Linked DNA regions of Homo sapiens: region 2 is linked to region 1. Evidence: chromatin loops called from intact Hi-C (ENCODE). Cell type or tissue: ovary. All regions are shown on one strand. Links, peaks and the distances in the headings refer to the core of each region. The heading gives the core; the rest is flanking DNA.

Region 1 (7,424 bases), core at 1,118-6,117:
ACAGTTGGCAGCAGTAAGAGTGGTGTTTACTAGAAAATTAACCTACTTCCAGCAGACAGTAGACAATGTGACTGATATTAAACAAAATGCGTGGATGTGTTTGCCTTGATGTTCGAAGGGTGGAGCTGCATCTGTTTTCCTATTATGTAAAACCCCTGCCCCGCTCCTGCCAAAACATTCTCCCAGTGACACGTCTGCCCGCCTCTGGATGCGTTCCTTACTAAAACAAATACGCCTAACACCGCATCTTTGATAGCAAATGCTCACAAAGGCAAACAATGAAAACTCCTAGGGTGCGTTTCTTGGGATGGCACCGGGCACCATGCGGAATTGCCACACACAAAAGCAAAACAGTGCTCCTGGCTGACTGGGCCAGGCCCCAGAGGTCAGCAACTTTTAGTAACTTGCTCTTTCTCGGCGAGTAACTAATTTCCCCCGCTCTGGGCATCCCGCAGTCCTTCCCTAAGAAGTCACTCTGTGTGTAGATGTTGTCTCTTTGAGGAGAGTGATAACTACTCAAGCAAACCATTCTTATAAGCGCACACTCTCACGAATAAAAGGAGAGTGTCTCATGGACGATACTGGCACCCTATAAAAGTGCAATTCAGCCTTATCTAATCTGGTGCGTGTTTCATCACAGGGACATGCAATAATGGCAGCCTTTGTGCTGAAGGAAGAAGGAAAAGCTCTCACGCGCGGGCGAGGTGGCGGGGGTCTGTGACCCGGCCCGGACTTTGTGCCCAGCTCTCAGTGAGGACTTCGCGGTCCTGGGGCCAGTAGGTGAGAAAATGATGGATGGGCCGGGTGGGCGACGGCAGGAACGGCCTGGAGAAGGCTTCCTCCTCCCATCTGCTCAGGAAGGACCTCAGCGCCAGACTAAACACAGGCCGGCGCGGCTGCGGTGTGCGAGCTCGCGCGCCGGCCGCCGGCCTTTAAAAGCACCTTCCTGCGCACGACGGGGAGACACCGGGAGACCAGGCGCCCCGACCCATCGGCTGGTCTTGAGGAGAAGCAGGACCGCCCCAGACTGTCGCCGCGGCCGGCAGGGCCGGGCGCTCCGCGGGGAATCTGGGCCGCGGTGCCCTGTGCCCCACTCCGGCAGGACTGGGCTTCCCCGGCTCTTCGAGGGAAGACCGCACAGAGAAGACCCTGGGCACCCCTGTGGCGGGCCGGACCCCGGGAAAGTAGGGCCCCTGCTGCCCCGCGCACTTGGTGGCCAAACACCTCCGGAGCCTGAGGTCTTGGGCCTCCTCTGGCTCTGCGTCCGGGGTTCTCTTCTCTCCCCCAAGGGTTGGCCTTTGGGTCAATCGTCCAGACCCAAGCCAAGCTTGTGTTGGGCAAGGGAGGAATTCCTGGAAAAGGAAAAAGCCCCTGCCACCCTCCGCCCTTCATTCATCTTCCCTGCCACCCACTCTCTCCTTTTCCCTGCTCCTACCCCAACCCTGACCCTCAAGGCCTACCTGGCCAAAGACAACAGCTGCGTTAGTCGCTAGGCCTTGGTGGGACTGAAGGCGGAGGAGCCTGGGCATCTGCTGGGGGAAGGCCGCACTAGACTGCAAGTCCTGGGTAGAAGCCCTCCCCATCTTGGGCCAGCTCTCTTCTGAGAGCCTCAGTTTCCCTCTCTATGATGCCAAGGGCTTGACTTTGGTGACTTCTGGACAGCCCCGGCATGGTGTCCTGGAGGTGAGCTACAACCTGAAACCCACCTCCTGCTGCCCATCCCTCCTCCAGCCTCCTCTGGCTGACGTCTGCCATGGGTCCGAGAGGAACTGCTCCTGCTTCCTCAGTGTTCTGAGGCTCCTGGCCTGCCTGCCTGCCTGCCCATCTGTCTGGAGCTGTGGGTAAGAGCGGGCCCACCATTGAGGCAGGGGCAGAAAAGAGCCTCTCTGCTTTATTTGCTGTGTTTTCTGGAGAATCTTCCTTGGGGAAACTAAATGAAGGGAAAAGCAGGAGAGGAGCCACCAGATAGCATCCAGGAGGAGAGAACAATGCATTCACCAGCAGGTCCTTTATTCGTTTATACAGAATGTCTGTGTCCAAATATATACCATTTTTCTGTGCATGCGCGTATACCAGTTTCTCCTCATAGCACTGGCGTGAGCATCTCTAGAAGAGTATGGAAGTGTGCAGATAAACCAGACCAGTGCAAGTCAGTATGTGTACACATATATAATAGATTCAACGGTTGCTGTGGGTAAACATCCTTCCCATAATAATTAGTATTTAGCTTCATGGATGTCTGCAAAGGGTGCTCTGTTACACACCCAGCTGCTAGAAGAAAGCCAAACACGGAGCAGGCCTCTATGTGTTTGTTGATTACATGGATTAGTAAACGTATCATCGATCTGAAATGCACATTTTTTTTTTCATTTTAGCAACTGAAACGGAGATGAGATTTACCACTGATGATATTTAATAATTTAGTTTTTTCCCCTCTTAGTGGCTCATAAGCACTGTACCTTATCATAAGTGGCGTCTTAGATCCAGTGAGCCTGTGCAGAGTGCAACTGCGAGGGCTGTGTAATCTTGGGAAAGCTCTCTCTTTTCTTTAAGCTCAGTTTCCTCATGTGTAAGATGTAGATCATAATATCCATGTCAGCGTCCTTGTGAGGATTAGGTGAAAGGAGTGTTTAAAGCACACAGCAGGATGACCGCATACTAAGTGTTCTGTGCATCCTACCAGTCTTTATAATTGTGGTTATGAGTGTCCGTGTTTAAGATTGGAGAAACATGGAATAAATTTGCCTCTCATTAGCGTGCACACTCTGCCCCAAACCCCTTTTTTTGTGGGGGGAGGTGCTGCTCCATCTAGTGAGTGGGGAGATTTTCTAATTCCCACTGGGGTCCTTGTGACCCCAAGCCAAAGCGGACCTTTAGTAAATGTAAATTCTGCATTTCTCTGCTGCCTTCATTTATAGTCAACCCGGTCGGACTAAAAAGAACTACCAGGGCGACCATAACTAAACACTACAGAGCAAGTGCCTCCTTTCCTCGCAGACATTTATTTCTGTGGAAATTCGCCTGTTTGCCATAGTTTGTCTTTTCTTATTTCTTCACTTCCAAACTAAACAGCCCTAATCCGAGCGCATACCTCTCTGTGTGCCAACGTTTCGCCTGTGTCTGTGTCTGCTGCGTATGTAAATACGGGCGAGCCTCTCTGTGGGCAAAGCCATAGGTGTGCATGGTCCTTGTTCCCATAGGCGACATCGGGGTGTGTGATTGCACGTGGGGGTGTGAGGCCTCGCCAGCACCGCCACTCACTGGTCCTGTTCTCGAAACCGGTTCTTTGGAGGCTCAGTTTTTGGTAATTAAGACTAAGGAGTGTTTAAAAAACAGAAGTACATTTTCCTGGAAACCAGCAGTCTTTATTTGCAACTTTTATTGGCAAACCTGGCTGCCAGTAAATACATTCCTTGGCATCTCCCACAATGTAATTCACTGGATGGAGCGGCCTTGCTTTTTCTGTAACGTGTACGTCAATTAAAAGGGCCGCCTGGAAGGAATGCGTAGCGGTGGCTGAAAGCCCCAGTCTCGGGTCACCTCCCTCCACTCCAGGAACAAAAGCGTCCGTGGTCTGTGCCTGGAAGTCTGAGAGGGTCTCCCCGATGGGGCTGTTCCCGCCCGGACCCTGAGGGATGAGAGTTGCAGCCTAGAAAACCAGGTGCCAGGCCCTGCGGGGTCCCACGCGGGCGGCGCGGTCTTCCCCAGGCCTCCTTCTCTGGAGACCCGGTTCCCAGGGGACGCTGTGCGGGGACAGGCGGAGCCGGCCCTTGGAGCCCGGCGCGGGCAGAGGCGCCGCGGAGACAACGCCTCCGACGGCAGGGGGCGCTCGTAGCACGCGCAGTGCGCGGTGCGGGCGCCCAGGACGGCTGCCTGGCCCCGGGTTCCCGAGGCGCGGGACCTGCCGGGGTGAGGTGCCCCCAGCCTGAGAGCCCCAGCCTGGGTCGGCCAAGGGGCCTCCGGGCTTCCACATCGTCCCTTTTTCTGCTGACGCTCGCGGGGAAGCGGCGGGAAGCCTGTGAGGGGCGGCCTGGGAGCAGACGGACCACCAGGTCACCGGCGCGCGCTGCCAGGCGCCGACCCACTCGCGAGGACCAGCGGTTCCCGGAGGCGTCGGCCCTCAGGTCCTCGGGGGAGGCCGGCTGCACCGAGCCGGGTGTCGGCCTTGTCCCTGTCCTGAGAGGTGCAAACACCGGCCCCGGCCCAGGCCCCCGGGGCTCCTGCCCAGAAGGCTCAGAGCTGGGGGCCGACCGCGCCTTACCCGCAGGAGGCCCGGCGGTGCGTCCGCGTTGGTGCCACTCCCCGGCCGGGGTGAGGGACGTCGGAAGGAAGGTCCCAGGGCGCAGGGTTCCGCGAAGGGAGCACTCGGAAGGAAGGCTGGCTGCGGCCCCGGCGCCTGGGTCCGCTGCGGCGCCGGGCCGGAGACCTGGGAACAGCCAGCCACCTGCAAGGTTGCAGCCCACCTCACCCCGCCGGCGGCTCCGGGGCTGTCTGTGGGTCTGTCTCACGGGGCAAAGCCTTTCTTCCCACACCCACAGCCAAGGCGCGTCCGTGCAGGGGCACACGCCTTCTGCTCCAGCCCCAGGAAGGCGCTTTCGCCCTGCAGTCCTCCGACGGCCGGCTCCCGCCGCACCGCGCACCCTGGCTCCGGCAGACTCTGGGGCCTGGGGACTCGCCCACCCTGCGCGGCGCGCCCCCCACATGAGCCGAGGTTGGGAGGCTGCGGGGCCTCTGTCCTCCCAGGCCGTGGAGTGCGGCGGCCGCTCTGAGTCCGCTGGGGACCTGGATGGAGAGAAACTGGGGCTCGTTCGCGCACACATGCACCATTTGTTCTTTCCGATCATCTATCCCTTTACGAATTTTATTTTTATTCCGGATTGTTAATGCAAGACGACAGTTTGAATCTCCATTTACCTCTGCCTGAACACAAGAAGCCCTGAGTCTTTTGAAGCCGGGCACCAAAGTTAAAGATTCACTTCCCGCATTCCCCATGGCCCCCTCTTGCAGCTTAGCTCGGCTCTGAGCCCCCGAAACGCCCTTCGAGGCGGGGGCTTTCCTGCCAAGGGGCGATAGGTGGGCCATCCCGAGGCGGGAACGATCAGGTAGGTGTTGGCTGGCTTTCTCCTGGGTGAGTAGTTAGGGGAACCGCCCCTCCAGGGGACTTAGATGACATTAAATTATCCCATCACACAAACTTCCCGTGGAGGTCTGCCCCCAGGAGGGCAACTATCGGATTAATCCAACCATGTAGACAGGCAATATGGATCACTTTGTCTTTAAAACAATCGAAAACCAAACGCTCTTTTCGTTTATTGTAGAAATTTTTCTACTAAGGACGGGGCTGAATTGGAGGGACTGTGCTGACAAATCCTCTACTTGAAAATCCCCCAGCTAAGGAGTATCTGCCCAAGGTCGCGGCCACCCAGATGTTCGGTCCCCACTCCTTCCTCCGCTGAAAAGTCGCACCGATGACTAACGTTGCCTGCCGGCCTGGTGGTTTGAAAACGAATGCCGGGCATTGATGCAAGGATATCCTCCCCTACCCCTGGGATTCTGGTCTAAGCAAAGGAGGCCGAATGGAGAACTAAGACAATTATCTAAGTAATCTAAAAAGCTCAAAGACATCCCCAAGCGGACCTTGCTCCAGTGGTCTGTGATGGCAGCCTAGTGGACAGTTTTCTAGTGGCCCTCTGGGGTTAATTGCCTTAATCTTCCACTCTGTCTGCCCCAGCAAAGGGAAAGATGCTAAAGCAGCTGTGGACTTGCAGCCTCCCTCCTGTGTGTGCAGAGCCCCCAGGAATCACTGCCCCAGTGCAGCAGGAGAAGCGCCTTCCCTCATGCCCTAAGCCTGCCTTTTCTGTTGTCCCCCAGCTCCTGGGCCAGGTGGAGCCCCCCCTGAAGCTGGTTTCTACCTGCCCTCGCCTCCCCACTGCAGCCCACAGTTCGGCTTTCAGGGCTGAACCCAGAGCCCAGAGGATGGAGAAGCCAGAAAGCGGGGAGGTAAGGGAGAGGGCGTCTAGGCACACCACAGAGGTGATTGGGCTGTGACGGGGACAATCCGCACAACACGAGCTAAGCTCACACCCCTAGGGAGTGATTTTTCCGGACTGCCCCCATCCCAATCTCCACCTCCTCTGCTTTACTTGAAAAAGAAAAAGAAAAAAGAGAGCTCCTTCTGGCTCCTGGTGACCCATATTTAGGACACCATCCCATCCCCCAGCACACACATTCCTACAGTGTCACCTGGTCCCCAATCCGAGCATTTCCTGGAGTGCTCGCCACATTCCCCTTCCTGGTGCTTTTCTATGGTGGGGCCAGGGGAGGCCTTGTTTTGAACATCGCTGTGACGTCACTCCCCCTCCTCCGAGCTAAGCACCCCTCGGTGGGCCCTGGGAATTGTTGCCCGGCCTGCTGGGGAGGGGCGGAGTGTGGGCCCAGGGAGGGTTCCACCAAACATCCATTACCGCTGTCGCCTGCGGGGCCTTCAGGCTGCAAGTACGTGAGGTGTCAGAAAAGAAGCCGAAGGGTTCCCGTGGGGGCTCTTCTGCCAAATGAGTCAAGAGATGTGCGGAAGCGGATGATTGAAGTACCCCGTGGAGTAGCAGAAAGGGGCATCAAAAACTGTAACCTGAAAATAAAAGCTTTAACCTGTTCCCCAAAAGACTTCATGCCTGCGTCTTAATGTTCAAATAACACCACTAACAACAAAAATGAAATAAGAAAAGTGCTTGAAATACAATCAAGCCGCTTACTGGAGGCTTGCTTCCGAGTAAGTTTATAAAACACAAATGCAAATATCTTTTCCTGGCGAATATCCAGAGCTAAACCAGTGGAAAGTTGATCTTGATAAAACTACGTCCCTCCATTTTTTCTCGCACGCCAGACACTAATTTCACAACGGCGACTTTTATACCCAAAACGGAGAGCTGAGAACACCGCTGCAGGTCGATTTGCAATTTACATAACAAGCTGTTTACACTTCACTGGGCCGATGGAGGGAGGAGGCAGGGAAGAGCAGGAGGCGACAGGCTGGTGGGGGAGGGGGCAGCGGGGCACCATTGCCTGTTGCAAAACTCGGGGCCGAAGGCGTTTCCCGCATTCGGAAAACAAAGCATCCGTAATCGCTGCGTTCATCTCCGCGCACCGCTAGCAGTGTAAAAGGCAGCTTCAAGACCGAACTCACCACTTGCTGAGGTGTTCAGGGAGACCACTTAAATCTCCTCCAGGCTGAAGCCACAGCACTCCTTAAAGCCTCGACCAGGCGGGCTGATAAGACCTTCAGGGTGCCGGGCTGGGGGCTGAACAGGAATTAAGTGTTCAGGTCCTGGGGCTTCACCACCACCCTCGCCCCTGTCTAGTGTCCTTGGCAACCAGCAAGTGCTGAGCCTCCTGTTGGTGCTTCTCCAACCCACCAGTGACTTGGC
Region 2 (7,424 bases), core at 1,465-6,464, 300 kb after region 1:
TTTACTAGCAAGAAAGGCATGTCTTCAGCAACCATCCACGTCAGAGAACGGCGAAGCGCTGGTAGCAGAGCGTAAGCAGCCCTTGGGTGCCTGCACCTGCTTTCCAGTGAGCCTTTTAGATGTGGCTCCCTGGTTCCGTGGCTCCCGGCTCTCAGCTCCTGGGGGCAAGCATGCCTGGAGTCGCCACATGGTGCCCAATATTCCGGGCTACAGAGATGGCCTGTGCTAATTACGATACGTTTCTCTCCACGACCGTGGAACATAATTCTGATGTTGACTATGGCAAGCTCTTAAAGTCAGCCTTTTCTGAATTTTAACAACGTGTTACTACTTGGGCTTGGTAACGAGATGTTCTTGCTCACATTGATCAAAACTACATTAGGTCTGTTAAGTCAGCTTTTCATCCCATTGTAACAAAAAAAACATAGAAAAGAAAAAATATATAATGAAAAAGATTCTATTAGGAGGTCAGGCCACCTATTTTAAGGAATTGCAGTAACTCCTTCAGATCAGTTGAAGACCCCATATTATGGTTTCCACAAAATAAAAGGGATCCAAATACAAAGAGTTAACACATTTTCCAAAAATTCTTATATGCTAGGAGAATTTTGTTGCTCTTTCCCACAAGGCTTTTTTTTTGAAGCTCAGAGAACTCTACTGTGGCCTTTGATATGTCATGGCAATGACTCACCAAACTGTCCCTAACTAGTCTGAAAAGACACAGGCCAGCCTTTGCTCATTCAGTGTATACTGAGCTCATCCTATGTGCTTGTTACTAAGTTAGACGCTGAAGAAACAAAATGAAACATGCATTCTTGCCCTTAACAAACCAGTCATCCATCTGAATAGGGAAACACATAAACAATAAGTAATCAGTTACTGCTATGGAGACCACACACACAGAGGGGAGACAGGGAAAAGGGCTACTGTGGGTGCTCAGATGACTTCTGCGCAATGGTAAAGGATACAGCTTTATTTAAACACGAAAATACTTCAAAATTAAAATACAAAAGAACAACCTAATGGATGCGAAAATCTGGGGTGAAATATCACATACGCTGTGCCATTTACCAAATGCCAACTGGCTCAAAGTTCTAGAAGTGTGTAATTAATTCTGCACATTGAGAATTAAGTATGCAAGAGTATTTAAAATCGGCAATGGGGCAAGCTTATTTATCTAAATTTCCTTGCTCTTAAAATCTAGTCCTCATTCTGGAGACACATTGTCCTAGGCCATTCATTCTCACTTGATGTTATTAAAACTAAAATATAGAATAAAAGGCAATGGTAAATACAAAAGTTATTTATGGACTAAGTAATAAAGCATGACACAGAAACCCTTCTAAAAACATAAATTATCTGAACTAATGGAAATGTAAATTTGTAGTAAATTATTTTTTCTAGATTACTGACTAAAATAAGTAAAGGGTCCTAGAGGAAAGGCCTTAAAAAACAAAGTATCATGCTGCTAGATCCTTAATAACCCAAAATGATCTACCAGTCCTCAGTAATCTCAATAGAAATGTGTAGCACATCTGGAAAATAGGTGAAATTCCTGTTTCTGGGATATCGCACAGCTATGTTAAAATTCATTTAAATTGATACTTCAACCACAAGATAAGGTGAATATAGGATAAAAAAATAGTAAGACGCTATATATGACGACTCACAATGTCACTATTAAAAGGCCAGTGGACTTCTAAAAATTCCTTACAAGTAAATATGATTGTACATTTAAATATCTGGGTCAAATAACAGGTAAAAACACTCTGATCACTCAAATTAAACCATAATATTTTTCTTAAATCTGTTCAGCACATAAACTATTGTTTATTAACAAAATTTTCAGGTCTAGAATTTAAACATCAATATAACATTGTGAGGAAGTAACATCTTCTGGGGAAAGTTGAATTTTCCATGGATAAAAGCTTAATGTTAATATAAAGATAGGCTGTATAATAGCAAGCCCTCCTAGTCACAAAAAGCCTATTTATATCTATCAAAAGATTCCAATTATTTGCATCAAATGTGTCTATTATAAATTGCACAGCAATCAGGAGATTCACTTTGTTTTATTTACAAAGTTTCTACATAGCTGATTTACAGATATTCAGGGAAGGAAAGTATACACATTACCACAAAAAAAGATTGTGGATTTATTAGTCTTTGATGATGTCTTCTTTTCCCAACTTCAGAATCAAATTTCTACAAATAGTGGTAAAATTTAACTTTAAAGTCATATAATATGATCACGATATAGGGTTTTGAATTATACACTTTCTTGTTTCCTACTTCAAATGCAGTACTTTGCACATACGGAGAATTAATGTTGCACATTGCTTTTCATATGAATTTCTTCAATCGGAATTTAATTAGGCACCCTTTTGTTGAGTACATGGAATTGTGTGGAACTAAAGGAAGACCTGGATAAGTCCTAATCCAAAAGCTATTCTCGTCTAATTCAACTTTCTGTGAATAAAAATATCTCAAAAGCATTTCATCTACACAGCTTCTCTGCTCTAAACAATTTACAGGTTCAGCAGGAACCAGGCATAAATCTCACTGCATTTTTTTAAAACAATGAAACCTCTTTACTTGGTTCATTTTCTTTTGTCTCCTCAATTAAAGCACACCTTCTGATATATTACATGTTCCTTCCCTTTAAATACTGTACACACACAGTCTGACATAGATTTTTCTTCTTGCCTTGCTGGAAAGCTTGTCCTGTTTTCTCCAAACTAGATAAAGTTCACTCAGATGTGCTTACGGGCGCCTCCCTCCCCTCAGTGCCCTCCCAACCCTGGATGCCTTTCTGTCCTCCTCCATATTCTTGGGTGGGCAGGAACCTGGGGAGATGCAGCCACCAGGCAGCTTGCTACTCTCCTGAAGCACATCTGGGCTTTATATTAGGCCTTTAATTAATCCTCAGTGAAAGCCAAGCTATGACATTTTGACTGGGCAGGCTCCAGTTCTGGACAGGTCTTGATTTATTGCGACTGAGTCCCAACCAACTTTGATTTATTTCAGCTTAGGGGAGGAAGGCAAGCTTGGAACAGAAAAGCGCTGTTGAATGTTGAGCACGTGATGTCAGGACAGGCCCTCCAGACTTCCAGGGGCACGGGACAAGCGGTTCAGAAGAGAATGGCTTCTGAGAAAGCCATTTTAAAACCCTAAGATTTAAATAACACGAAATTGTACCAGACAAAATAAATGTAATCACAGAGGAGAGAAAATGGCTCCTGAAACAGTTGGCTGATTGTGGCAGGGTAGGAAGCCCCAGCCTTATCTCTGGGAAAAGGAGGAAACCCTGGGGGCCTTACTGTTAATCAGGACTCTCATTTGCATTCGGGGGCTGCTCTGTGTGGCCGTCTGTCCTTCCTGAGAGCAAAGGCCAGGAGGACTGCCCCCTCCTCGGCAACACCAACAACTGATAGTCCATTAAATGAGAGCAGATTTCCTTTTTGCAGGCAGACAGAATAAGTCAAAAGAAGGCAAAGTTACTCCATTAAGCAAAGACAAAAGGGTCAGTCCATTTAACGAACGAATTTGTTTCCTTTCCGGCCAGGCTTTCCTGACAGAGCCGATAGTAGAGTGCTGTGCTCACTGCTGTGTCCTTGAGCGTGGGTTGTCAGAACAGTGACTCGCCGGCTCCCACACCAGCAATGCGCAGTACCTTCCTGTTGGCCAAGTTAGGGCTCAGGGTGGTGCCCACTTAATACCTCACTGCAGGCTTCACTGGGCCTAGCATGATGCCTCGCACATAGCCAGGAGCCCCCAGCACAGCAGCTTTGACTGCTGACAAAGCCCTGTTCCCTCCTTGGGGGTGGCAGAAGGAGTGCATGAGATGGACCTGTCCCCAGTGTCACATGGTTGACAAAGGGCAACGTCAACAATTCTCAGAGGCAACGTTAAGTTCCTTAAAAGGGAGATAATGGTAGGAAAAATGTGTTGCAAAACAAAGAAGAGGGGAAGCAGAAGAAAGGGGATAAGGGCAGAAAAGATGGATAGAGGTAGCATGGCCCAAGCAAGTAAGAACAGCACAAGCTCTGGCATCCATGACATGAGATCCAAACTCCATCCCAGCGACTTACCTGCATGTGCTCTGTGCAAGCTACTTAACCAAGCGATGCCTCCTTTGGGCAGCGAGCACTTATTCTCAGGGCAGCTGTGAGGTCCAGGGGAAAGCCTTGCAAAGCTCTTCCACACTGGGCCTCACCCCTGGTGCCGAGGGCACTGGCCGGTGTCATTAGAGGTGGGGCCTCAAAGGTGCCTGTGCATCTGCATGTGGGGCCAGCACATAGCTGTGGGTGCTGGCGTGTAGGTGGGACCTCAAAGGTGCCTGTGCATCTGCATGTGGGGCCAGCACATAGCTGTGGGTGCTGGCGTGTAGGTGGGACCTCAAAGGTGCCTGTGCATCTGCATGTGGGGCCAGCACATAGCTATGGGTGCTGGCGTGTAGGTGGGGCCTAAAAGGTGCCTGTGCATCTGCATGTGGGGCCAGCACATAGCTGTGGGTGCTGGCGTGTAGGTTGGACCTCAAAGGTGCCTGTGCATCTGCATGTGGGGCCAGCACATAGCTGTGGGTGTTGGTGTGTAGGTGGGACCTCAAAGGTACCTGTGCATCTGCATGTGGGGCCAGCACATAGCTGTGGGTGCTGGCGTGTAGGTGGGGCCTCAAAGGTACCTGTGCATCTGCATGTGGGGCCAGCACATAGCTATGGGTGCTGGCGTGTAGGTGGGACCTCAAAGGTACCTGTGCATCTGCATGTGGGGCCAGCACATAGCTGTGGGTGCTGGCTTGTAGGTGGGACCTCAAAGGTACCTGTGCATCTGCATGTGGGGCCAGCACATAGCTGTGGGTGCTGGCATGTGACAATAACCCCATAGGCCATCTGGGAACACGTATGCAGGTGTCCCTGAGAAGGAGCGCCCAGGTGGCTGTTGAGTCCAAGCCATCTGACATGCTCAAATGGAAATGGAAAGTACCCACCGAGACTTTCTTCACAGATCCACACAGAACAGCTGTTCCAAAAAACGATACAATGATCTTTACATGAAACTACCAAATAAGTGATGCTTGTGACAAGTATTACTGTAACTGTTAGCTTTGTTGATTAGTCTTAAAGGTTGAGCAGCACATTAGGGACCTCAGAGAAGTGCTATCACATTTCAAAGCTGGCTGCATGGCATATGTATATATGTATATAAGCCATCCTACATATGCATATAAGCCATTCTGTGGGTGGTCAGTTCCCCATTCCTGCAAATAGTCAAGTGCCAGCATTGAGAGCTGGGGTGCCAGGACTCAGTAAGCCAGTTCCAAATGTGCAGTGAGCCTTTGCACCATGAAACTAACACAATCCTAGGGATTCTCAGGTACTATTTAGCCCACACCAAAACACTAATTGCTGTTAAGTAAAATAACCTGGGTCAAATTAGATATTTGCACAATAAAATGCAATTATTCTGTCATTGCAGTCAGCAGATTTTAATTTTTATTGCCTTTTTTAAACCTAGGTTATCTGAATACATGCACTCACTGATTTTAGAAATCAAACTCTTTTCACATCTCTATGATACTCTAGTTTTTCAAAGAAATTCTCAAGAGGTTAGTGGGGTGTGAAGCCCAAAATGCTGGCCATTCACAAGACCTGTGAAGCCTACGGGTCCTGGGTTTGCAAGCCAGGGGGTTTCCTGCAGTTCCAAAAGCTTTTGTGCTAGAGGGCAGGGAGGGAGGACAAGGAAAGGAGTAGGAGCTCTCCCATCTGGGAGCTATCTTCGGATCACACAGACAGAAGCGGCTGTTCCCAACGGTCCCAGGCTACTCAAAGCACAGGCTGCAAGGTCCTTTTCACCAGCCATTCATTCCCTAATAACACTTTACATAGCAGGAAATGGGCAGAGAACCCACCGTAGGGGCTCCCTGCACACAGCCCCAGCCTCCGAGAGGAGGCAAGGGTGGATGGCACATGTTCCTCTCCCAGACCATGGAGGGTGAGAACTCAGATGCACTGCAAAACTGTCAGTCTGTATGCTTCCAGGATTCCTTATTTTTCTGTCATTGTCTCACAGGCATATATATTTGTGTCTGCAAGCACACACTCTAACATTATTTGCTGTTTCGCATGTGTAATCTCTCTACCCATTTGACAACTGGCTTATGGGGAAGATGGCTTGGCATGCACGTGTCAGTGTATGTGTATCAACTTGAACTCAACACGCATAGACTCTGATACTCTAAAGCTCCACATGACAGATGAGGGGAAGATGAGAAACTGGTGGATGGGTTTCAGCAAATCAAGCACCCCACGGTCCCATGTACTGATTTTCAAAGCTGAATTTTAACATAATTTAAGCCAACAAAACAAACTTGGCACAAAGCAAGATACTGAGACCTCTGAATAAAAGCAACTTTCTAAAAATATTTAAAAAGAAGTTTTGTTTAAGAAATCCCAAACCAATACCTACCTTGGGCCAATACAGTATTGAAACAAGGGAAGTGACAGGACAGGAACCCTTCTAGAAATGTTCCACCTTTGAAGGTATCATCTCACTAACATAGGTGAACTCTCTGTTTTATGACATGGTGTATTTCTTTTCCCAGGCAAATAATTTCCTAAAGCAACCATCAGTGACACATTTAATGTTACGAAGTCAGTCGGACACAGAGCAAGCATGAAAGCCTGCTTCCATGGGAGGCAGGTGAGCCTCCTGAGCTGGTACACATTTTACAAAAGCACAGAATTTTAAGGGAATATAGGGTTATAAACATAAGTTGCATGTCCATATAAAAGAGACAATAACTGGCCAATAAATGAACTATACAGTTCTCCCCTCTTATCTGTGGGAGATGTTCCAAAGTCCCCGGTGGATACCTGAAATTGCAAATACCAAACCGTACACACACGATGTTTTTTCCCATGCATACATATCCACGATAAATCGTTTAAAAATTAGACACAGTAAGAGCTTAACAACAAGAACTAATAATAGAACAATGATAACAATATGCCAGCATCAAAACGCTTGCACCATGGGGCCATTATTAGGTAAAGTAAGGATTCAGTGAACACAAACACTACAATACTTCAACAGTCAATCTGATAACCAAGGAGGCTACTAAGAGACTAATGGGTGGGGAACATCGACAGTGGGGATCCACCGGACAAAGGAATGGTTCACGTCCGGGCAGAACGAAGTGGGATGGTGTGAGATTTCATCATGCTACTCAGAAAGGTGCACGATTTAAAACTTATGAATTATTTCTGTAATTTCCCATTTAATATTTTCAGATCACGGTTGACTGCGGACAGGTGAAACCGTGGAGAGTGAAACTGCGGATAGGAGGGGGCTACCGTACCATTCTTTGTAGGTTCCTTTTCTTATATTTTTCACTTAAAAGCTTAAACTAATGTTTCTCTGTC

What was found. Peaks named below come from ENCODE experiments on the same cell type or tissue, not always from the same donor. Only the 100,000 strongest peaks of a DNase experiment are listed, where the experiment ranks them.
Region 2: it touches region 1 in a loop (2.5-fold over the local background); 7 of 110 quality-filtered maps call a loop at or near these places.

Annotation. Positions count from the first base shown.
Region 1 is chr6:1,600,698-1,608,121 of GRCh38, forward strand. It overlaps FOXCUT (FOXC1 upstream transcript), which reads left to right and starts at 4,834. Exons shown (of 2, transcript NR_125804.1): 1 at 4,834-5,102; 2 at 5,319-6,661. RefSeq lists silencers at 3,553-3,972, 4,023-4,092 and enhancers at 5,394-5,894, 5,895-6,395, 6,753-7,262. In ovary, for the core only: a CTCF peak has its summit at 3,853 (motif pointing right); no DNase peak of the experiment used is centred there; H3K4me3 peaks cover 821 bases; H3K27me3 peaks cover 751 bases.
Region 2 is chr6:1,901,008-1,908,431 of GRCh38, forward strand. All of the region lies in intron 7 of GMDS (GDP-mannose 4,6-dehydratase), which reads right to left. Among named protein-coding and RNA genes, the nearest start is that of FOXC1, 290 kb to the left of the region's middle. In ovary, for the core only: no CTCF peak of the experiment used is centred there; DNase peaks (open chromatin) are centred at 2,854 and 3,644; H3K27ac peaks cover 1,519 bases.